Linked DNA regions of Homo sapiens: region 1 is linked to region 2. A link is a loop called in an ENCODE intact Hi-C map of the cell type or tissue named here. Cell type or tissue: psoas muscle. All regions are shown on one strand. Each heading gives the region's core, and the rest is flanking DNA. Links, peaks and the distances in the headings are about the cores only.

Region 1 (11,581 bases), core at 2,337-10,336, 80 kb before region 2:
TTGACACTTTGCTTATTTCAACTCTTTACAGTTGACACTTTGCTTATTTCAACTCTTTACAGTCACTATTTAATACATCAAATTCATAGTGCATGACTAGTCAAATATTTTTTTGACACTCTACTTGCCAGGTGGTATAGGTAATTCCTATTTCTAAACTTAGAGAATTGCATTCTTTTTAGGATTTTATAGAAGTTATTTTGAAACACTCTCCCAAAGACAGCTAATGCAGTGGTTAGGGATACTGTCTGTGTTCAGATCCCAGCTCTGCCTTGTTGTGTGGTTACCTTTGGCAAAGTTGCTTCAGTGTCTCATTTTGGAGACAATAATAGCATCGCTCTCATTGAATAGTTGGGAGAATTAGAAAATACATAAAAAGCATGTGCCTCTCATGTAGTAAGCGTTCAGTGTTAGCCATTGTAATTAAACATGCATATATTCTGCATGAAAACATACTCAAAGAACCTAAAGTATAGCTCTTACGAACATACTGATTTTTGAGACAGTTTCTATCATCCTTTTGGGAAAGGAAATTTATTTTTTCTCCTGAAAAAGTAAGCAATCTATCTAAGTTGGTGATTCTACCAAAAAAAAAAAAAAAGTCTTTCTTTTTGGATATTTCAGTCTCTTTAGGAGTGAATCCTAGAAAACTAAGTTCAAATTTTAGCTCTAGCTGTGCTTGGCTAATAGCTCCTCTTTCTAATCCAGCATTTAGTGAAATAAATTTGGTTTTCAAATTTGGGCAAGGGAAACTTAAATATCAATTGTTGTTTTATTCATACTGCCTTGTCTAATTCCTTTAATTGTCTTTGCAATGTCATTTTACTGTTCCCCTGCTCTCCATCCCTTCTTTTGCTGTTTAGAACAGAGCCTTTTCCGATTGGAACTATCCACTCTGACTTTTGAAATGCTAGATTTCCAGCTGGTAACAGAGTGTGTGTCAACTGAAGAAAGCCTGTGCTTGTGAATTTCTGGTTTGCATTAGACCATCATGCTTTATTGTTCTAAAGGCTCTTGAAGGAGGGTTCAATTCCACGGTGCCATGCAACCTCTCCAGGATGGGGCATTTGTTTCAAACAGCTGTTCACTTGATGTTCTTGATTTTAGAAATCACTTGGGTAAATCTTTAGATACAGTTCATCACCATCATGTATCAAATGAGGATAATCTGAATCCCTTGAAAGCATGCATAAAATATGTAATTGCCCTAGAAAATAAGCACAAATAATTTACTGGTAAATATTTGTTTCACCAGACCACATCCCACTTCTCCAAGCTGCAGTCTGTACTCCACAGATGCTGGTAAAACCCACATTAAAATAATTGGTTCATTATGGTCCTAAGTCAATGGCTACTTCTAAAGTTTTTTTCTTTTTTTTTCTGAGTCAAAAAGTAGTAAGAGACAGAGTAAAGGACCTTTAATTTATTCCACTGTTGACTTCCCTCACAGCAATTTTCATTACAACCCAGGCTGGTGTGCTGCTGCTCATTAGATTTCATTTAAACACTTGGAAAATCAAGACCCTCCACACCTGAATTTCTTATACTTCCCTCTCTGGTCATCCTAGAAATGTGTTTTCTCTGCAGCTAGGTGTGTAAGGACAGCCCTGGTGTTAGCCTCACACTTTGTCTGATTCTCTTCTTCCTTCTAGCTCAACACTGTCATCTGTAGCTCTCTTCTGACATCCACGTCTAAAAATTTCGTTTGACTTGACTGGCCATTCTCCTCTGAACCCCCTACAAGAAGTTGTCATGTCCATTTCCACTGACCTAAGACATCCTTGAGTTTAGAAATCAATCTGTGCACACAATGAACAGTCTCATATATTGTCTTGAATTTCTAGCAATCCCAGTCTAATTACTGGTTGTCTTCTCCTATCTCCAACTCCAAGAGGGATTGTAGAGACAGAGATAGGCTTTTATTTCTTTGGCATCACAAGAAAAAGTACTGTACTGTCCATGCCTGTTTATGTATTTTGTTCATTGTCTCATCTGTGTCTAGTGTGCCTTTGTTTTCAAATGAATATTATAGTGCATATTAAGCATTTTATTATTAATAATGGTGTCCAAAATGAATTTTCAGGTGTACTATTTAAATATAGCATAAGTAATATATTGTCTATGCCTTGCTTGACTCGTGATATCTTGCCTTCCTATTATCTAAAATCAGAGAGGGCAAGTTGGACAAAGACAGCAGGAGAAAATGGAGAGATTGTAAAAACTTACCTTGAGAAAGTCAAGGATGGGCTGGGAGGATATGTGGAAGATACTAAAAGGGATAAAAGATTCTTCTAACTACATGATATATACATATTTGCTTCTTTATCTTTGTCCCAGAGTGTCTTTTGGCTCATCAAAGAAAATCATCACAAGAAAAAGAAGGTTGGTGGTATTTTGTTTAGGAAGGAAGCTTATTATGTTTTTTGATTTATATTTATGGTTATATCAATTCAGTTTTCCTGGGTCTCAACCTTATAGGATCAGAGTTCTGGAAAGGGTTAATGAGTTAATTTGACTGCAGTGTGTCTGCTTAGTCTGCTAATGTATAGTAATTTATGAATATTGCAATTATGCATAGCTATTTAAGATGGAGAATATTCCAAGCATGCTTAACAAATCCATTATCCGTGAAAAACTGTATGTATTTAGATGATTCCTAGGGTAATAGCATTCTCCATTCCACATGTTTTAAGATGTTTTCTTGAGAGCTTCAGTCCGTCACAGAATCTCTGCCTGCTGACCCCAGGGATGTCTATTCACCACTGCGAGGAGGTTCTTTGTACCCAAAATGGACCTTCTTAACTTTACTGTGCTTGAGATTAGGAATAAAAGGAATAACAGAGCTAGAATATATTTACCTGTCTTCCTTGGGGGACTGAGGTTTGAGGTGAGACATGAAGGAGGTGGTGTTAATCAAGCCCAATGCAGATGTGGGTGGGTAAAGAGACAGGAAGAGGAGGTGTAATGGTTAATTTTCTGAGCCAACTTGGTAGGCAATGGTGCCCAGTTGTTTGGTCAAACACCAATCTAGATGTTGTAGGTTTTTCATTTGTTTAGATGTGATTGACATTTAAATCAGTAGGCTGGGCGCAGGGGCTCACACCTGTAATCCCAGCACTTTGGGAGGCTGAGGCGGGTGAATCACAAGGTCAGGAGTTTGAGTCTAGTCTGGCCAACATGGTGAAACCTTTTCTTTACTAAAAATACAAAAAAAAAAAAAAAAATAGCCGGGCGTGATGGCAGGCACCTGTAATCCCAGCTATTTGGGAGGCTGAGGCAGGAGAACTGCTTGAACCCAGGAGGCAGAGGTGGCAGTGAGCCGAGATCGTGCCACTGCACTCTAGCCTGGGTGACAGAGCAAGACTCTGTCTCGGAAAAAAAACCAGAAACCAAAAAATATTTAAATCAGTAGACTTTGAGTAAAGCAGATTAACCTCCATAATGTGGGTCAACTCCATGCAATCAAGTGAAGGCCTTGAGAACAAAGACTGAGTTTCCCTCCTCACCCCGCAAAGAGAAAGGAACTCGAATTCACCTCAACACTGCAGCACAGAAATTCTGCTTGAGTTTCCAGCCTTTGCTTCAGACTCAAGACTGGAATATCAACTCTTGCTGGCATTTCCAGCCTGCCTTGTGGATTTGTAGCTTGCCAGCCCGTACAATTTTCTTAAAATAAATCTCCTCTTTCTCTCTCTTCCTCATCCTTCCCTCCCCTCTCTCTCCATAGGTAGACACAGAAAGCCAGAGAGATATAGATGTATCTATATCCCCCTATTGATTCTATTTTTCTGGAGAACCTTAACTAATACAGGAGGGGAAGAAGATGTTAGCAGAAGGAACCATGTAGGAACCATACATGCAAAGTTGCAAAGTCCTTGAGGCAGGAGGGAGCTGGTGTTTGAGAAAATAAAAACAGGCTTATATTGCTGAAGCACGGAAAGCTAGTGTCTGGAGGAATAGCCAGGCTGGATTTTGTGTTGTGAAGTTGTTTAGGCAGAGCTGGGACTTTAGACACAGATGCAAACATTAATTCTTTGAATTTGAATAGGACTCCTTTAAATCCACTCAATCTTCCAATTTTTTTTGTTATGAAGTGTTTATGTATTATGAATTCTTATACTTTTCTTACTACCATGTAAGATTTCTACAAATCACTTTCATACCCTAAAATGTTCATTCTTTTCTCTCCTTTCATTTCTCCCTTGATCTTTCTTTACAGTGTGCTGCCTCTCTAGGCATTTTCTCTTTTGACCTTCAAATTCCTCATGCACTTGATTGGCCTTCAGATTCCTTGTACACTTGAGCGTTTTTGCACTCTGGGTCTTTAGGCCCCACTTCATGCTTTGGTTCCACAGTTTATGCACTTTCAATCAATTGGCTCCCCATATCCTTTGCTGTGATATATTAGTCCCAGGTCCTGATTTTTTTTTTTTTTTGAGAAGTATTTTTCTCTCATTCTGCATTGTCTTGGGTGTCTGTCCATAAAGGTGCCTTGCTTTTCGTAAGATAAAGTGTGGGATGTGGAATTCCTATCCTTGAACAGTATAGAAAATGATAGGACATGATTCATCTCATGGTGTCTTTCCGAAGAGATGTCCAGCTGTTCCTGTTAAGTCCTCAGCTCTGCCCTAGTTTCTATCCTTTCAAAAAACAGGTTTTTCAGTTTTGCCTCCAATGCTGTAAGCTACCCCATCTACTCCCAGTAAATCCCTTCTCTGCTGAAGTTAGCTAGAGCTAGTTTCTGTGGCTTATAACAGAAGGAGTCTACTCATCCAGCATGAAAGGAGAAAGGCGAAGAATTCGGTGTGGCTGGAGGGAATGGTATGTGTGGGAACAGTGAGGATAAGGCAGTATGGGGCCAGGTTTTAAAGGGCAGCAGGAAAAGAACTGGGGAATAAAGATGTTCACTGGGAGGACGTAGATGGAATGTGTTCAGCTAACTGAGAGAGTAAAGCAAAAGCCAGTTGGGCCCATCAGGGAGTTTGTTACTGAAGAGTTTAGGAATTCCCAGAATTCCAAGGGATATGCAATCTCAGGGAGGTGACGTGGATTCTGTGCAAAACATGGGAACTCGATCCACTGTTTTGGCCAACAGAAGAGAACTGGTCAGCCTGGATTGTAGAAAATAGAAGACCAATGAATTGGTGTCATGAGAGAGCATTCCTTGTATCTGCTGCATGTACCTGTTCATCACAGCCCAAACCATGATTCTCAAGGCCCCAAATGGCCAAACAACTAACTCTCCTTGAGCTAATTCTGTGGCTGTAAAGAATCTTATTATAAAGGGGTTACTCATGTAACTTTTTCTGGAGGAGGAATATGAGTCTCAGGCCAAGATGAGGATTAGGACTTGTTTAGCAGGTATGTTTCCATGAAAATTAATATGCTGACAATTTTGGTTCTTATATAACTTTTGCAGGCTTAGATTATGTGGGTCCGCTGCTGTGATACTGATTGAATTTCGAGCCTATGAATCTGAGGACAAGGCTGTAGACTGCAGTGAATTCACTCATTTAAGTAGCATTATGAAGCCCGAACTTTTTTGCACTTTCCATGAAGCCATGCTTTTTTTTTTCTTTTATCTTATAGGCAAAGGATGCCTATCGAGGAAGGTTTTTAAGGTAGTAAATGAAGAGATCAGTTTAGAAGGAATCATGATTGCAAGGCAGAGAGACTCTGGCAGAAGAGAGGAGGGAGGAAGGTACTGTAAGAACCCCGAGGAAAGCTTAAGAGATCTGGATTAAGGTCACAGCAGTGAGAGGGGGTGGAGATGGCAGCTGCTGGATTGAACTAGGATCTTCTAGATCTTGATGACCTGCTGGATAGGAAGGGTGAGGGCTAGGCTGTAATCAAAGATACCAAAAGAGTGTCTTCTTTGTCACTTTTCTTTCATTAAATAACCGTATCTGAATTTCCACAAACAATGCTGCAATAGTTAAAATTGTGACAGTATGAAAACAGAATCTGAATTAAATTAGTGCTATGTCAGCCCATTGCACTAAACCACGAATTCCCTAAGAGGTTTAGAAACATATTGGATAAAGTGAAATTAATCCTTGAGAGCCACAAGTTGACATATGTATACGCTATGAATCCATAAACTATACTGTGTGCAGTGGAAAAGGAAGCTAAAAAATCCATGTGAACACACATCTGTATACTGTCCTGTGAATAAAGCCTACTTGACAATGCCATTTTCTTTTGCAGTGTTGAACCAGGAGGAGGCTCTGAAATGTTAACATTGTTGACCTTTACAGTCCGACGTGTTGTTGATTGCACCCCCAGACAAACTTGATGAGGCTTTGCAATCAGGTCACCGTTTAATATGACTCACTATCCTATATTTAGAAAAGGCTGTGATTCTAATAGCAAGTGACAAAAACCAGAGAATTTCAAGCTCTTGTCAGCTGCTCTGGGTTACATTCCCCTCCAGGCAAAGTCAGAGCTGCCAGCCTTGTTAATGAAAATTATGAGCCTGTTAGGAGAAGAATAACCAAGAGGTGCTGCCGATAAGAAGTGAGAGAATTAAAATGCTCCTTAACTTTTGGCTTCAGACTTAAAATAGTTCCTTTGGTTTTAAATATTTTTAAAAGCAAGACCTGAAAGTGAGTTTTGTGACTTTTCACTAGCTTGCATGGAATAAGGAGTTGTGTGGTTATGTGATGAACTCAGGATCATTACCGCAACCCTTCTTGATGTTGGAGAGCAGACTTTCTGCTTGAGTGTAAAAACAGTTTCAGATTTACCCCTAAATTATAAAATACAGCAGTTCATATTTGACTCTGGAGGCCTAGCCATGGACATTTTGAAATTGGGATCTCACCGAAGCCCAAACAAACCAGAAACCTTCATCATCTGACTCTTTCAGGCTTATCAATATTTCACACAAAGAAGGGGCACAAAGAAGGCTTTGTGCTGCTGAGCTGAGAGGCTCTGCTGGGGGAATGCGGTTGGCAGAGAATATGCCACAAACTTAAAGAGAAAAGAAAATAGAAAGCCAGTGTAGACACTGTCAAAATGAGGTGCCATGCTTTTATTCACTGTCTGGGTGTGCATCTTTATGTCGAGCAGATCCAGGGACATCAACATGCTGGCTTTCTATTTTACATAAACATTCCCCTTTCATTTATCTTCTCTTCTGATTAGCAATCCTATGTTTAACATGATTCAAATGCTAATATGCTTGATTTTATGAGAAAACAGCACAGGCTTTTCAACTTGGGGTATTACAAGTGATATTTAGTCTCTGTTTTAACATAATTGGGTAAAGATAGGATTCATGGGAGCCCAGATTTTCTAAATTCTAATCCCTAGCTCAGGTTCTTCAAACATTTTTTGTATTCAGTGCAGATATTTGAATACTCGACATTTTGATAGCAAACCCCCAAACACACTGGGCAGCTAAAACATCAATGTAACTACTCCTATGGTAAGATCATATTTGCAGTGTTCCTTAAACCATGCGCAGTTATTGCTATAGTCACTGTCTCCCTTCAGCATGGTGTTGCTATTTCAGTAGATTTACTGTCCTGCCCACATTCTCTTATATACGCATGAGGCGAGCATATCACATTTCTAGTAAACATACTATCTTTCTTTGAGTACGCTGCTTCTTAACACATTCTAAATTTGTTATACCCTGTGCTGTACCCGACCCCACAAACCCACATTCCATCTGGCACACATTGCTGGAATGGTGTGTTTTACTCTGTTGTAGTAAAAATAAACTTTATACATAGATGAAAACTTGGCAGCATACTTACATGGTTCTTGAGAACGCCTTGGCACACTGCCTTTGCACAATATTGACATCTCAGATAATCTCAGGCAAGTCACAGAAATTTTGCGCCTCAATTTCCCCTTCTCCAAAATCAGAGTAAATTCAGTTGCTATAGAAATAATGATGAAAGCATTGTGAGCTCTCCAAAGGTAATTGGTGTGTAACCTTGCTGCAGGCTTGGATTCTCCAGAAAGCTGATTCTGAGATGGTGATCAGCTCACAGGAAGGGTACCAGAGAGTATTCTTTGACTCAACAAGTGTGGAAGGCATGGGACAATGAGGACATGGCAGGTGAAGGATTGGCTGTGCTTCCATGTAATAAAGGCTCAGCCACCCCATGGGGAGCTCTGAGGCTCCTTTAGAGTTGTACCAACTTGGAGTTAGGGGCTAGTTCTTTATCCAGTCATTGAATACAGGCTGCCTTCAGCTGGGGCAGTTCCTGGAGAGGGCCCTCTGCAGAGGGCTGTCATCTTACAATCTTCCCAGCAGGTGGAAAGCAATTCTTCATTCCTGAAGTGGGGATCTGGGAAGCACATCACAACATACATTACCAAAACCAAGCTAGGAGCAGCAAACGTGAACAAGTTTGCTTTCTTCTATGGTTGGTGGCTTCAACGAAGTCAGAATTATGGCCTGGATGACTACGGTGAGAATTCCTTTTCTTTACTTCCAGCCCACTACACAAAGTTCCAATACACTCTGATGCTGCAGTCTAGCTTGAGGGATTCTAGCAGGGAAATTGCTAAAGGGTCCCTTCTAGGATCTGGTTATCTTCCTGCCTTCAATGAGCCTGTCTTCTTTGTACACTCAGTACTATATAATCTGGTTACATTTTCTCTCTAGTATTGAATTCTCTAATATTCAAAGTGAAACATTTATATCACTGTCTTTCAAGTCTTGGTTCTATATGCAAAAATGATCAGCTGCCTAAAGAAGAGAGCTTATATGTACTTGACATATCTCCTAAGTTTTGTAAGGTAGAGCAGTACTCCTAATCTCTCCCTTTTTATGACATTGATGTTCTGAAAATATCAGGCCAGTTATCTCATAGAGCATTTCTTATTCTGGATGTGCCTGATTGTTCCTGCATACTGTTGTTCAACTTGTTCCTCTTCAGGGTAGGAAATTAGGTAGATCTAAAGGCTTGATAAGATTCAGGTTAAACATTTCGGTAAGAATACTCGATTATATCCATTTTGGAAAACAAAAAGTTACAAAACACATTCTGGAATTCAAAATACATGAAGTAAAATTTGACATAAGTAAGGGAAAAATGGGTGATTCTAAAATTATACTTCAAAATACATGAAGTAAAAATTGAAATAAGTAAGGAAAAATAGGTAATTCTAAAATTATAGTTGAAGGTTTAAAACCCCACTCTTGAGGGAGGATTGTTTCAGTCCAGGAGTTGGAGGCTACAGTGAGCTGTGATTGTGCCACTGCACTCCATCCTGGGTGACAGAGCATGATCCTTTCTCTAAAACAAACAAACAAACAAACAAACAAAAAACACCTCTCTTTCAATAATTAAAAAACACTGCAAAATATCAGTAAAGGTATAGGGAATCTAAACAAGACTATCAAGCATCTTGATCTGATTGATATTTATAAAACATTATACCTCAATACTGATTGGTAAACATTCTTTTCAAGTGTACCAGTTATGTTCATCAGGATACAACACATGTTGAACCATAAAACAAGCCTCAATAATTTAAAAAAGATTGAAATTATATACAGTGTATTCTCTGATCATAATGGCATTTACTTGTAAATTAATAACAAAGTATCTAGGAAACCATCAACAGATTGGATTAAACACATCTAAATAATTTATGGATGAAATAAATCACAAAATAAATTAGAAAATATTTTAAATTAAAAGCAAATAAAAATACAATATATCAAAATTTGCAGGAAGCAGCTAAGGCGATGCTCACAGGGAAATTCATAGCTTTAAATGCTTATATTAAAAATGAAAAGCCTAAAATCAATAGCTGAGGATACACTTCAAGAAGCTAGGAAGAGTGAAGGAAACCCAAAGTAAAGTAGAAGAAAGGAATTTAAAAAGATAAGAGCAGAAATAATAGTAGTAAAAAAAGGAAACACAGCAATTGGAAACCTCATACATTGTTGGTAAAAGTGTAAATGGTATATTCACTCTGGGAAAAAGGTCTGGAAGTTTCTCATAAAATGAAATATATACCTACCCTAGGACCCAGCAATTCCTCTTCTGGGTATTTATCCAAAAGAAATGAAAATATATACTGTTGACCCTTTAACAACATGAGTTTAAACTGTGCAGGTCCACTTATAGGTGAATTTTTTTCAATAAAAGTTATGCCAAGTATTCCTACCTTCCTTCTACCTCTCCATCTTTTTCACCTCTGTCAGTTCTGAGACAGCAAGACCAGCCCCTTCTCTTCCTCCTCCTCCTCAGCCTACTCAATGTAAAGACGATGAGGATGAAGACCTTCATGATGATCCACTTCCACTTAATGAATAGTAAATGTATTTTTTCTTCCTTATAATTTTCTTAATAACATTTTCTTTTCTCTAGCTTACTTTATGGTGAGAATATAGTATATGACACATATGACATGCAAAATATGTGTTAATAGAATGTATATGTTATCAATAAGGCTTCCAGTCAACAGTAGTCTATTAGTAGTTAAGTTTTTAGAGAGTCAAAAGTTATATGCAAATTTTCAACTGCATGGGGGGGTGGACACCTCTAACCCCCAAGATGTTCAAGGGTCAACTGTATTGGCAAAAAACATTTGTACAGGAATTTTCATGAATGTTTCATTCATAATAACCAAAGCCTAGAAACAATCCAGGTGTCCATTATTAAGAGAATGGAAAAACAAGTTGTGGTATTTTCATAAAACGGAATACTTCTCAGCAATGAAAGGTATGAACTATATTTAACAATAGGCTGATTCTCAAAAGCATTATTTTGAGTGGCAGAAGCCAAGACCAAAAGAGTATATATTGTGTAATTCTATATATATGAGGTTCTAGAATAGGTGAAATTAATCTATGGTGAAAAAATCAGAATAGTGCTTTCCTCTTGAGGGTGTGGAGTGGGAGAGGGGATTGACTGGGGTGGGTCCTGAAATAACTTACTGGTAATGTTCTGTTTCTTGATATGAACTTGGGTTACACAGATGTATATATTTGTTGAAACTTAACAAGTATAATTTAAAATTTTTGCATCTCATTGTATGTAAATTTTCCATCAAAAGAAAAAATTGTAAAGAAATATTGAACTCTAATGATTTGCATACAAAATATTTAAGGGAAACTGTACTGTTGTACTTTCCTTTGAGATATACCAAAAAATAAGACAGATTGATGAATAAAGTGTATATATGAATAGATGTAAAGGCATGACCAGGCTCAGTGGCTTTTGCCTGTAATCCCAGCACTTTGGGAGGCCAAGGTGAGTGGATCACTTGAGGCCAAAAGTTCGAGACCAGCCTGAGCAACATGGTGAAAACCTGGCTGCACTAAAAATACAAAAATTAGCTGGGCATGGTGGTGCGTGCTTATAGTTCCAGCTACTCAGGAGGCTGAGGTATGAGAATCACTGGAACCCAGGAGGTGGAGATTGCAATGAGCTGAGGTTGCACCACTGCACTGCAGCCTGGGCAACAGAGTGAGACTCTGTCAAAAAAATAATAATAATAAAAAAAGTGTAAACACATGTAGCAAAACAAGCATAGTAAAAAATTAACAATATTGTCTGGGTGGTGGGTATATGAATGTGTACTGTAAAATGCTTTCAACCTTGTTCTT
Region 2 (11,581 bases), core at 1,400-9,399:
AAAATGGATCAAGTGGTTCAAACAGTGAAAAACAAACTGTTAACAAAGACTGAAAAACTCAAACCCATGCAAATGAATCAGTAACACATATGTTAGCCAAGAGGGCAAAACCATTTATTGTAATTAAACATTTATTTTTGTCCCGGGATTTCTGGTATCCAGGGCAAAAATGGTGGCATAAGAGGTGACAAAATTCTTATCTACTTGTATAAAGCATGCCAGTTCTTCAGGAAGGACAGCCTTTTTTCTAGTAATAAATTTAAAAAGGAATCTATGGTATTGGTGTGACTCAGGCTGATACTGGTCCTCTAAACAAAATTTTAAAATCTTTAAATGAGATTAAATACATTTTAGAAGTTCATGTTTTCTGCGTTAATCAGAACAGACTGAGTCTTGCTGTGGTAACAGATCTTCAAATCTCAGTGGCTCAACCCAGGAAATTTTTATTTGTTGCTCACGTCATAGCGTGATGCTGGTAACATGAATTTCCTGGGTCACTGTCATTTAAATAGAAACTCGGGGATCTGTTCTCCTTCCACCTTGTAACTCTAATTCTGTCAACTGGTAATCCATCTTTTCCAGCATACAGATAAGGGAGAGAGAGGATGAGGGGGTGGGGAGGATTGCACGAGACACTTTAGAGACCAGGCCTGGAAGAGAGACATGTTATTTCTACCCACATACCATTGGCCAGAATGCAATCGCATCCCTCTAATATTGTCCACAAGGGCAATGGGAATATATGGTATTCCTCTGTTCCTGGAAGGAAGAAAGGGGATGAATGGGCATCTGGGCAACTTCTGCCGTGTCTAGTATTCACCTTAGAGCTTTCCCTCCTCTCATCTTTAACTCTGTTTCAAAACACTTTGGTCCCTGAGGGTTCCCTGGGACAAGGAATTATGTCCACCAATTATACAAATACAAAGTAAAATTATATTAGTATAATTTATAATGAAAAAATTTCTTTGTACCAGTCAACTGAATACTAAATATTGGGGCAATTTTTGAGCATGTTTCTATAAGTGATGAACCTTTATGAACTTAAAATGAGTCTATATATATATATATATATTCAATAAAATGAAATGACTGTTCTCTTCGTCATCATCTGGAGCAGCTCTGATTTTAATTGATTCTATATTGGAGGGCCCAGGTAAGATTCTTTCATGTAAGAATTCCTCTTCTGAAAAAAAGGTTTGAGAAGCGTCGGATTCAGATAGCATGCTCCCTTGGCTCAGGCGAAAGTACCCTCAAGGATCAGAACCATCTTCCACTAAAGCCGGGAGCTAGACAGGATATTTTCACAAAATCCAAAGAGAGAGCGTCATGGACCTCAGGGAGGAGCAAACCTATTACAGAAAAGGGAGCTTTTTCATCACATCTGTATTATTCTTCGTTTGAGCCCTGAGTCAGCACCAACTGAAGCTTCAGTTGACCTGAAACACTGTGCTCGGCGGAGTTTTGGAAAATTAATCAGCTTACATTCAAGAACACTTACATCCCTACACGTTCATTTTATAACGTTTCACACCCATACATTTGGCTTTGAGGTCTGCTTCATTCAGATACATATTGGAAAGCCCTGAATTCCTATCACAGCCAGGATTTTCTTCAGCTCCAGGGATTTGTTTGGTTTTGTGCCATTTTATCCCGAGTTTTATTCCTTCCATCTGATTCAAATGTTTTATTACCCACTCATCGTTGTTCTTAACGGGGGAAAAAAGAGAAAAGAAGCTGCAAAACTGCACCTCTCTTAAAACAGGAAAACGTTCTGGTTTGAATTTCCTGTCAGATTTTGGGCAGGTTAGTTGGCAACTGGTGATTTGGACACATTTCAGATTTCTGAGTACATTTCACAGAGAGCTTTATTGGCTCCCTCTGGACCCCCGTTAGAGAACAGCGAGATGCAGGGCTCAGCTTAATCACCATGCTTTCATTAGCCAGCTGCTCTGTGCACATCACCAAGTGCGTGATCTTCATCATCACACGCTTTTTACTCTATCTGCGAGCTTGGAAAAGGGACTCATCACCATCAGCATTTTACAGTTGCGGGGAAATGGAGCTTGTGAAGAAAGCCTGATTGTCAAATGCAGTCCCCGTGATGTCAGCTACTACCTTTCTGCTGTTGTCCTAAGAAGCTTTTTAAAGAGAAGATTTTTAGATATACAAAAAGGTTACAAAGATAGTGGAGAGAGTTTCTGTATACCCGACTCCCAGTTTACCGTGTTGTTAACATCTTACACCACTATGGTCCATTTTTCACTTTAATGAACCCATATTGACACATTATGATTATCTAAAGTTCATACTTTATCGGGAGTTCCTTAGTTGTGACTAATGTTCTTTTCTGTTCCAGGACATCTGATCCTGGGCCCCACATTACATTTAGTTCTGATATCTCCTTTCCTTAGTCTCTTCTGCCACTGTACTTTTGCTTTGGTGTGTGTGCGTGCACGTGTGTGTGTGTGTTTGTACTAGCTTGTGATGTAATATGCAGGTCTTGGCCTGCCAAATGGAAAGCCAGTGGTATACAGCAAATTATAGTTAACCACTCATTAAGTTGGTAGCCATAATTGAAAAGAGAATATTAAGGAATATGCTAAATATTAGAAGTATTTTGGATGCTAGTTTGTTACAATTAAAAAATGGAGAGGAGACAGTTATATTTACAGAAAACTAAACAGCAAATAGAAGATATCCTAGAGATGCAGAGAATTCAGGCCTAAATACCATTCATTCAGATCTATAGAGACCTATAGGGTTCCCAAAGCAAGCACTAATGTGTTTCTTCTAGTGATTGTTCATTTCTTTCAGGAATGCTGTTTGTCTTTTGTGACTCATAGCAGCCACTTTTACTGATTTTTTTTTTTTTTGGAATGTCAGATGTAGTGAGCTGCCTGGGCTAAAAAGAGTTTGGTACGCAGATTTGGGCTTCATTGGCTGTTTCCCATGGGAAAGTTAGTTGATTAGATTAAAGATGAAAGACTGTCCCAGTCAGCTGTTTAGGCCATACACAGATGGAAGGAATCGGGGAAGGCAGGGTGTACACATTTGCCATGATACTCAGCCCAGATAATTTAATATGAATTTCCCCCCTTTGTTGGTGAGGGGTTGGGAGTGATAAGGTCGAAGGCGTAAGAAATCTTAAAGTATTTGTTAGTGCCGATGGTGTAACCTCTAATTCAACAAAGTACTGCACATAGGGTGTCCTTGTAGGCTTTGGGAAAATTTTAGAAGAGAAGGAAAGAGAGAGAGAGAGAGAAGAAAGAAGCAAAAAGAGAAGAGAGAGTGAGGGGAGAGAGAAAGAGAGAGAAAGAGAAAGGATTAAATGTTTCTGGCATGCTGAGAATGAAATCCCTATGGGGTAGACAGAATTTGACTGAGATAAGCCATCTTTTATGTTTCAAGCAAAAGTGAACAGAGTCCATACACTAAGCAGGTGTCAGTAGAAAGGAATTAGGTCTGTGTTTTAATTTTAAAAATTAATTTCCTCACCTTAGAATCCAACGGTGGAAGGAATTTTCAAACACTTTACATCTTTCTGCTTGCTTCCAAGCAGGCAACTCAGTCACACCCAGCTGTTCCTTTTTACTCACTGTCTTCTTGATTTCCTAGGTCTTTTTCATTTTTGCAATTAAAATGACACGATCACTTGGATAGATTAGTTGAAAAAATTAAAACAGGACAATGGCCATTCTAAATTGTACAATTGCTTGATTAAACATTGATTGAATAGTTTGTGGCTTATTCAGTTCATTCATATTTATTCTCCCTGACTTTCTTCCCTGCCAACTTTTGACTATCTTACTGATTTATGAAAGTAGAGAGGGAAAAAGAAGAAAACAGGTGAAATCATTCTGCTATTTGCTAAGTGATCTGGTAACTTTGGGGTAGGCAATGGTATTGAAAAGGTAGAATGATACATTTGTATTCATTCTTTCTCAAAATCATGAGAAGATTATTTCTAATTTGGGGATATCTGCCACCTCCTCCCCCAAGTGATAATAAACACACACACACACACACACACACACACACACACAAACAAACACACACACACACACACACACTCCTCAAATCTTCAGGTGGAACAGACTTGGCCCTACTATCTCAGCACCTCTTTGGCTTTTCATATTTACTTTCAGTTTATAAAGACACATGTGCTGTTTCCAATCTGCTTAGGGTTGGTGTTTCTGTTGGGAAAGTAAATGGCAAAAGGACCACATGACTGCCAAGGGTAAACACTGCTGAAGGCCACAGCTGCTGCTTAAGGGGGAAGGCGTGGGCTGGCTGGAAAGTTAAGGCAACATGAGGAGGAGAGGTTAGAGATGGGGTGAGAGAAGAAAGACCTGCCCCTCTCCACCTGCCTCTGCTCATTTCCTTCAGGAAACAGACACCAAGATGGAATTAGGAATGCAAAACGTTGACTAGGGGGTGATGCCTGTGAAGGATAAAGGGAGAGGGAGCAGGAACAGGTGGGACAAGTCTCAGACCATGATGCAAGTCTCACATCTGTAAAGGGAGAGCAGGAAGGAAGAAGAATCGGGCAGGTAGAGTTTCAGCCTGCAGGGCAGCTCTGAGAAAGTCTTGGCTAGGCTGATAGGGACATCCGAAGCAACAGTTTCCCAGTAGGGCAGGCATGCCCAGCCCTAGCAGACTCCTACCTCTGTCCCCTCTCCCCATGCTCAATCATTGGCTAGGAGCAGCTCTGGAGAAGCGTGGCCCTGGTATGGATGCTGTAATGGATCCCACAGCTGTGACAGCTGTAGGGTGGCAGATAACTACACTTCTCACTAAATATTATCTTTTTAAAAGTTGTTTATAGTTTTAAATTTATTGTTTATGTTTAAGGTGTACAACATGATATTTTGATATGCATATACACACTGAAATGATCACTACAGTCGAGCAGATTCTCTCTTAAAGGGAGATCTGAGCAGCACCTCCTCATGGATGCCACACCCATGAGTCTTATTATAATAGTAACGACACTTACAAAAGGCAAGAGAGGGCAGCATGCCTGGTCACATTGCTACCATTTACCCTCACATCGTATTGATCACAAGAGCCACAAAACTGAGTTATAGTTTCCTTTTAGCTCTTAAAATCCTAAGGCACCTTGCAAAAGTTAGCCTGACCCAGTTTAGTTTCTTCTAGCTGTCACATGTGGTCCAAAAACCATCTAGAACGATTTGCAGCATGCTGACTCAACTTGTCGGAGCCGGAAGCCCCTTGGCAGACACGAGAACTATCTCATCTCTCAGATCTGTGTGGAAAGGGAAATTGATTCACTGTTTTCATTCCTTTTTCTTTTTCTGAGGTTGCTTCTAAGTGCTGGAGGGTGTTGGCTTTTCTATGACTCAGAAGTATAAATCTTTTCCTAAGGTGAAAGATTAATTTTCAGAATGGAGGAAAAAATCCTTCCTAGTTTTATACTTTAAGTATGAGAATTGGTTACACAGGGGCAGTTGATCCAGAATGTTACGTTGAAGGGGGGAGATAGGAGCATGACTGAACTATAAACCAAAAGGGGGTTTCTAAACACCTCTCCGCAGGTAAATTCAGCTTTGGAAAGAGCTTTTCAAAATCATGAGGCTATGATAGTTCAATTTAGCCTATCATAAAAATCATCTGCTTATTTACTTTGACCAACACATTCATATCCCCTCCTTGTTTTCTGCCTCTCTGAGTCCAGAGAATGAAATTATCTTCATGTGAGTAATAAATTGGAGACTGACAAGTCAAAGACACAAAGGGACATGAAATTCCACCTGTGGATTAACAATTGGCCTCTCCCAGAGTTTAAACTTTTCCAGATGCAAATTCCAGAGTGGGATGAGATATTCCACAGTCGACATTTGGGACAATAGCACTTGTAGACACTCAGGGAATAAACATTATGTAGTTGATGCAGTCAGGTCTATTTCATTTCAGTAAGGAAGGTGGCCAAGCTTCCATGGTGAAGGGTGGTGAAAGTGGGTGTTGTGAAGATTGAAAACTATTCAGTTTTGCTGAAGACAGATTCTGTGTTTTAGATTTCCTGCTGTCTCACTAAGCTTTCCTGAGCTTCCTGGGGTCGGGGGCAGGGCAGAAAGCCTGTCAATAGAAAAGGAGACAGGACTTGTTAAGTTTATTTCAAACCCATTGCTTCACTTCTCATAAGCTATTTTCTACCCCTATTTTTTAAGATCAAGGTACAGTCATGCAGGGAATTTGTTCCAAGGCTCCAGAAGATCCCAAAATCCTGGGATGCTTAAGTCCCTGGTAGAAAATGGCATAATATTTGCATACAACCTATGTACATCCTCCCACATATTTAAAATCATCTCTAGATTACTAATAATACCTAATACCATGTAAATGCTATGTAAATGGTTGTTGTAGTATATTGTTTTTGATTTGTGTTATTTTTTATTTTCCTCTCCTCCCCACACATATTTCTATGAACAGTTGATTGAATCGGCAGATGGGGAACCACTGATATTGAGGGCCTTGGGTATATGGTCCTATCCTTTGTTCGTCACTGATTCATTCTTTTGGTTTTGTTTTGTTTTTTTGAGACAGAATCTTGCTGTGTTACCCAGGCTGGAGTAGAGTGGTGCAATCATAGCTCATTACCGCCTTGACCTCCTGGGCTCAAGTGATGGCATCCACCTCAGCCTCCTGAGTAGCTAGGACTATAGCTACCACACCTGGCTAATTAAAAAAAATTTTTTTTTTGTAGAGATGGGGGTCTTGCTATGTTGCCCAGACTAGTAAAAAACTCCTGGCCTTGAGCGATCCTCCTGCCTCAGTCTCCCACAATGCTAGGATTACACGTGTGAGTCACAGTGTCTGACCTGATTTCATTCTTAGTGATTGCATGGTGGATATCATGGCTTACAGTGGTTTTCATTTTTTTTTTTTAAGTAGTGGAGCTCTTGCTTCATAGAAATATAAAAGATAGAAAAGTGAGGATGGAGAGTCTGACTCTCTGTCTTGCCAGTTTCTGCTTTAGGCATCTCCACAGACACCCAAGACTTTATGGGACATAGCTTGAAAGTTACTCTTAAAGTGAAAAAAGGTGTTGAATGTGAGTTTAGGCCTAGAACATAGAGTCTAGTTCTAGTTCTATTATTATTTAGTTTTTGTAACCTTGTGTACATAACAATAGCAATAACGGTAGTAATAGAGTACCCTGTAAATGCTTATGGTTATAAGAAAGGTTGTTATAATTAGTAACTAGATATGGGGTCACAGAACTGGTTTGGTGACTCACCAGCTAAGTGAGCCTGAGCAAGTCATTTATAAGGGAGTTACTTTTTAAATTGTGACATGAGAAGGTTGGACTTGCTTCCCTCCAATCCGTTCTCCACTCTCTATCCAGAGTGATCTTTCTGAAATGTGAATCCGATCCATGTCCCTCCTTTGCATCCACCTGTTCGTTGGCTCCGCATGATGTCTAGGATAAAGCCTCCCTCTTTAGCATGACATATGGTTGTCCTTGCTCACCTTTCTTGAGTGGCATTTTCTTTACTCTTTCCCTGCCCCCACCATACACACCGTATGCTTGGATGCATACTCACTGAATAATGTGAAGCTGCTGTATGTGTTATGCTCTCTCTCACCTCTACATCTTTGCTCATGCTGTTCCTTATAACTGGAACAGACTTTTTCCTACCTGTCTTCTTTTCGCCTATCAGTTTCTTTCTCATCCAAACTGGATGTCACCCTCCAGAATGCTTTCTTTGATCCCCCCAAACTGACTTAAATGCTTCCTGTATGTTTCCCTTTAGCCTGTATGTTGTGTTGCATTAATAATTCCTGTCCTGTTCGGGTTTGCCCCAGTTGGCTGTAAGAAACTAGAAACTGTGCTTTAGTCATTGTCATATCCTGAGGCCTTAACACAAGCCCCCCTATAATGGATTCAAATATTTGTTAAATGAATTAAAGATTATTTGATTCTTCTCTGAATCTCAGCTTCCTCATTCCTTATATGAAACTAATATGTATCTCCCAGATTGTGATGAGGATTACAGGCACAAGATACGAGAAAAAGCTTGCTGACAGAAATCACTATACCTGTATAAGATAGGAGGGGAGGGCTTGCCTTACTTTTTGGTCTGTAGTTTCCTCTATACAAGTGTTTGGTGAACTGTGACCTACAGGCCAAATCTAGACCACCTCCTGTTTTTGTACCACCCATGAGTTAAGAATGGCTTTTAGATTTTTAGGTAGTTGGATACAATCAAATGTACAAATGCAGATTGTATGAAATTCAAATTTCAGTGGCCATAGATTTAGTGAGTAAGGATTAGTCATGCTCATTTTTTCGGTTATGGCTACTTTCGTATTACAGTGGCAGAGCTGAGTACCTGTGACAGGCTTTCTTACTCTAAACCAAAACTTCTTCTCTCCCCTCACTGTCCAACCCCTGCTTTGGGCCTTGGTTCTGCTTTGATTTCTAAGCCTTAGGAACACTTGATAATTTCTCACGCACCTAGAAAGAACCAGTAACTTCTTATTTATGCTAAAACAACCATATGGGTATATACACAGAACGTAGGATACTTCTCCAAAGATATTTTGTATTTGGGCACGTATAATATGATGAATTTAGGAACAAAATTACTGGGTTCTCCTGCAAACTATCTCATTACGCAGGTTATTTGTTAAAGGAAGGGCTCCTTATGGTTTTCTCTGATGAATATTTGAGTGTGAAATTTGTTCAGATGGGTATGAATTTTTTCTCTGCATAAGGCTTTTTATTTCTTTTTTAAAAAATAATTAATGGAAAGAAGCTAAAAGCAAAAGCCGTTCTCATTTTAAAAATGAGGTGTTGAAAGCATTAACATTAGAATAGATTCAGTTACAGAGTTGGAAGTGAAGAAAGAGAGAAAGAGAGAGAGGGAGTGAGAGAGAGAGAGAAGCTAAGAAGTGTAATGGTCATCTAATGAGAAGATGGGCCAGCTAGAAATACTGTTAGGAAGCTGTGCGGAGAATAGCTCAGGGGTCAGCATAGCTCTGTAAGGGAGAGGCCCAAGGACATTTTTGTGGTAGTTTAATTGCTTCCTGCAGAATCCCTGTAACTGTTTGGCATCTGAACTTCTCCTGTTCTGTCTTCGCTGTCTGTGTGGTATAGCTGGGATTGTACGTGAAAGAAAACTTAATACACCCTATCTACACAGAGGAACATGGTGTCCCATCTCCCAGAAAAGAACCCAATGACCACTTGGACCCTAAGCTGCATTCCTGAGCTTCTCTGAGGATATAGTAAACAAGTTGTCAGGATCCAGAGATTCATGAAGAGAAGCTTCAACATTGTGAAATACTGTTGACATCTTGGTTGCTCTATTTGGCACCAAATCACACTATGAGAGAGAACAATGATTTTGACAATGTTATAGACTGGTCTAACCACAAAACCCACCAACTCCTCTCCTCTCCGCCTTCTAAAATTGCTCCAACAAGATATAAAACCCTAACAAATGCAGTATTCTAAAATGATGGAAAACCAAATATTAAGGTCAGAGGGGATGGTATAAAGCACATATGTGAGCTTTCCGTCTGACCAAGTTCATAACACAGGTTCTGTGTATAAATTCACAATTTGAACTGATAAACTGAAGTTATGCTACTCTGAGTTGGTTTTGGAAAAATTACATATACTTACATGTATCTGCTACAAAGTATTTAATTTTTTAACTCCTTAATTTGAGGGTTTCTCTTTGATTTTGAGGGTATGCTTAACCCACCTTGAATATTTCTAGTATTCCCCCACCTTTTTTTTTCCTTTTTGCAATGCTTTTAAAAATAAGTTTACATTATATCAACTAGAAACATGTGCTTCAATTTCATCTGCCTTGGTACTTCTCCTTACGTAGAACATAGTAAATTTTTGGTGCCAATAAACATTTTCCTTTTAGGGAAAGGGACTAGATTTGTGGTGCAGAATCCCATTAACCTATATTGAAACCAAGTATCTGGGAAATGCTTCTTATGTACTGTATCTGTTCACTGGAAGAATGTCTTTGTTTTATGTGTCCAGTTACAATTTAGTTCATAATAAAATGATATTTTTCCAGATATCAGCTTGCCAGAACCCATTGTTTTCTTTTTGCTAATGTAAACTAAGTAGATGTAGTTGACTGATTATTAACCAGCAGTTTTCAGATGTTGCTTCTTTTCCCTCCTAAATGAATCCCTATCTAAACGAGAAATGGGCAACAATTTTTCTATTGAAACCCAGAAAACCATAGAGGAAATATCAAATAAGAACACCCCCCTCTGAAAAATCAAGACAATAAAGAAAAAACTAGAAACTAGTTTATTAATGCATTTTTAATGTAAACACACAGAAATATACAAAAAAATAGCAAGCATCCATATTTTCAGTTCCCAGTATTAAATATTTACCTTGATATATTCTTATGCTTAAAAAAAAATACTAGGCTGGGTGCAGTAGCTTACTTCTGTAATCCCAGTGCTTTGGAAGGCTGAAGCAGGAGGATTGCTTGAAGGCCAGGGGTTCTAGACCAGCCTAGGCAGCATAGCAAGACCCCATATCTGCAAAATAATCTATTATTTTTGTGGAAACATGTGCTTATTATAACAAATTCAAAAGACAAAAAAAATTGCTCTGAATCCTACTGCTTAGAAAAAATTCACTGTTACCATGAGAGGAACATGATTTTACAGTCCATCTTTTTATGCATACATACTGTTTGACTCCTCCAAACCTCAAGTTGAAATTTGGTCCCTGGTGTTGGAGGTGATGCTTAATGGGAGGTCTTTGGGTCTTGGGGACAGATCCCTCATAAATAGATTAGTGCCCTTCCTGGGAGAGAGTGAGAGAGTTCTCACTCTGTTAGTTCCTACAAGAGCTGGTTGTTAAAAAAAGCCTGGCTCCTCCCCCCATGCTCTCTTGCTTCCTCCCTCACCATGTCATCTCTGCAAAATTACAATGATTCCCCTTCATCTTCCATCATGAGTGGAAGCAGCCTGAGGCCTTTACTAGAAGCAGATGCTGATGCCATTCTTCTTGTATAGTTTGTAGAACCCTGAGCTAAATAAACCTCTGTTCTTTAAAAATTACCCAGTGTCTTTATATATATATATATATAAAGAAATATATATATATATTCCTTTATAGCAACACAAAACATTCTAACATATAACACACACACACACACAGGATAATTAGAAACACTTTTATTAAGACGGAGACTTATTACAGAAGACACTTTAATGCAAAAAGTTTAATTTTACTTAAATTTAATAGAAGAAACTGAGAGAACTGTTGAGCTCTAAATAAATATTTCCTTAGAATAGACAAGATTGGCCAGATGCAGTGGCTCACGCCTGTAATCCCAGCACTTTGGGAGGCCGAAGCAGGTGGATCAGGAGGTCAGGAGGTCGAGACCAATCTGGCCAACATGGTAAAACCCCATCTCTACTAAAAATACAAAAAAATTAGCCGGGGGTGGTGGCACGAGCCTGTAGTCCCAGCTACTTGGGAGGCTGATGCAGGAGAATCGCTTGAACCTGGGAGGCAGAGGTTGCCGTGAGCCTAGATCATGTCACTGCACTCCAGCCTGGGTGA

The links. Hi-C counts contacts between places; a loop is a spot of excess contacts. Peaks named below come from ENCODE experiments on the same cell type or tissue, not always from the same donor. Only the 100,000 strongest peaks of a DNase experiment are listed, where the experiment ranks them.
Region 1: a loop joins it to region 2, with 2.2 times the contacts of the local background. A loop is called at or near these places in 2 of 110 quality-filtered maps.

What each region holds. Positions count from the first base shown.
Region 1 is chr2:37,500,300-37,511,880 of GRCh38, forward strand. No RefSeq gene overlaps it. Among named protein-coding and RNA genes, the nearest start is that of LINC03063, 56 kb to the right of the region's middle. In psoas muscle, for the core only: no CTCF peak of the experiment used is centred there; no DNase peak of the experiment used is centred there; H3K4me3 peaks cover 1,065 bases; H3K27ac peaks cover 4,543 bases.
Region 2 is chr2:37,581,168-37,592,748 of GRCh38, forward strand. All of the region lies in intron 1 of LINC03063 (long intergenic non-protein coding RNA 3063), which reads left to right. Among named protein-coding and RNA genes, the nearest start is that of LINC03063, 24 kb to the left of the region's middle. In psoas muscle, for the core only: no CTCF peak of the experiment used is centred there; a DNase peak (open chromatin) is centred at 5,214; H3K27ac peaks cover 5,258 bases.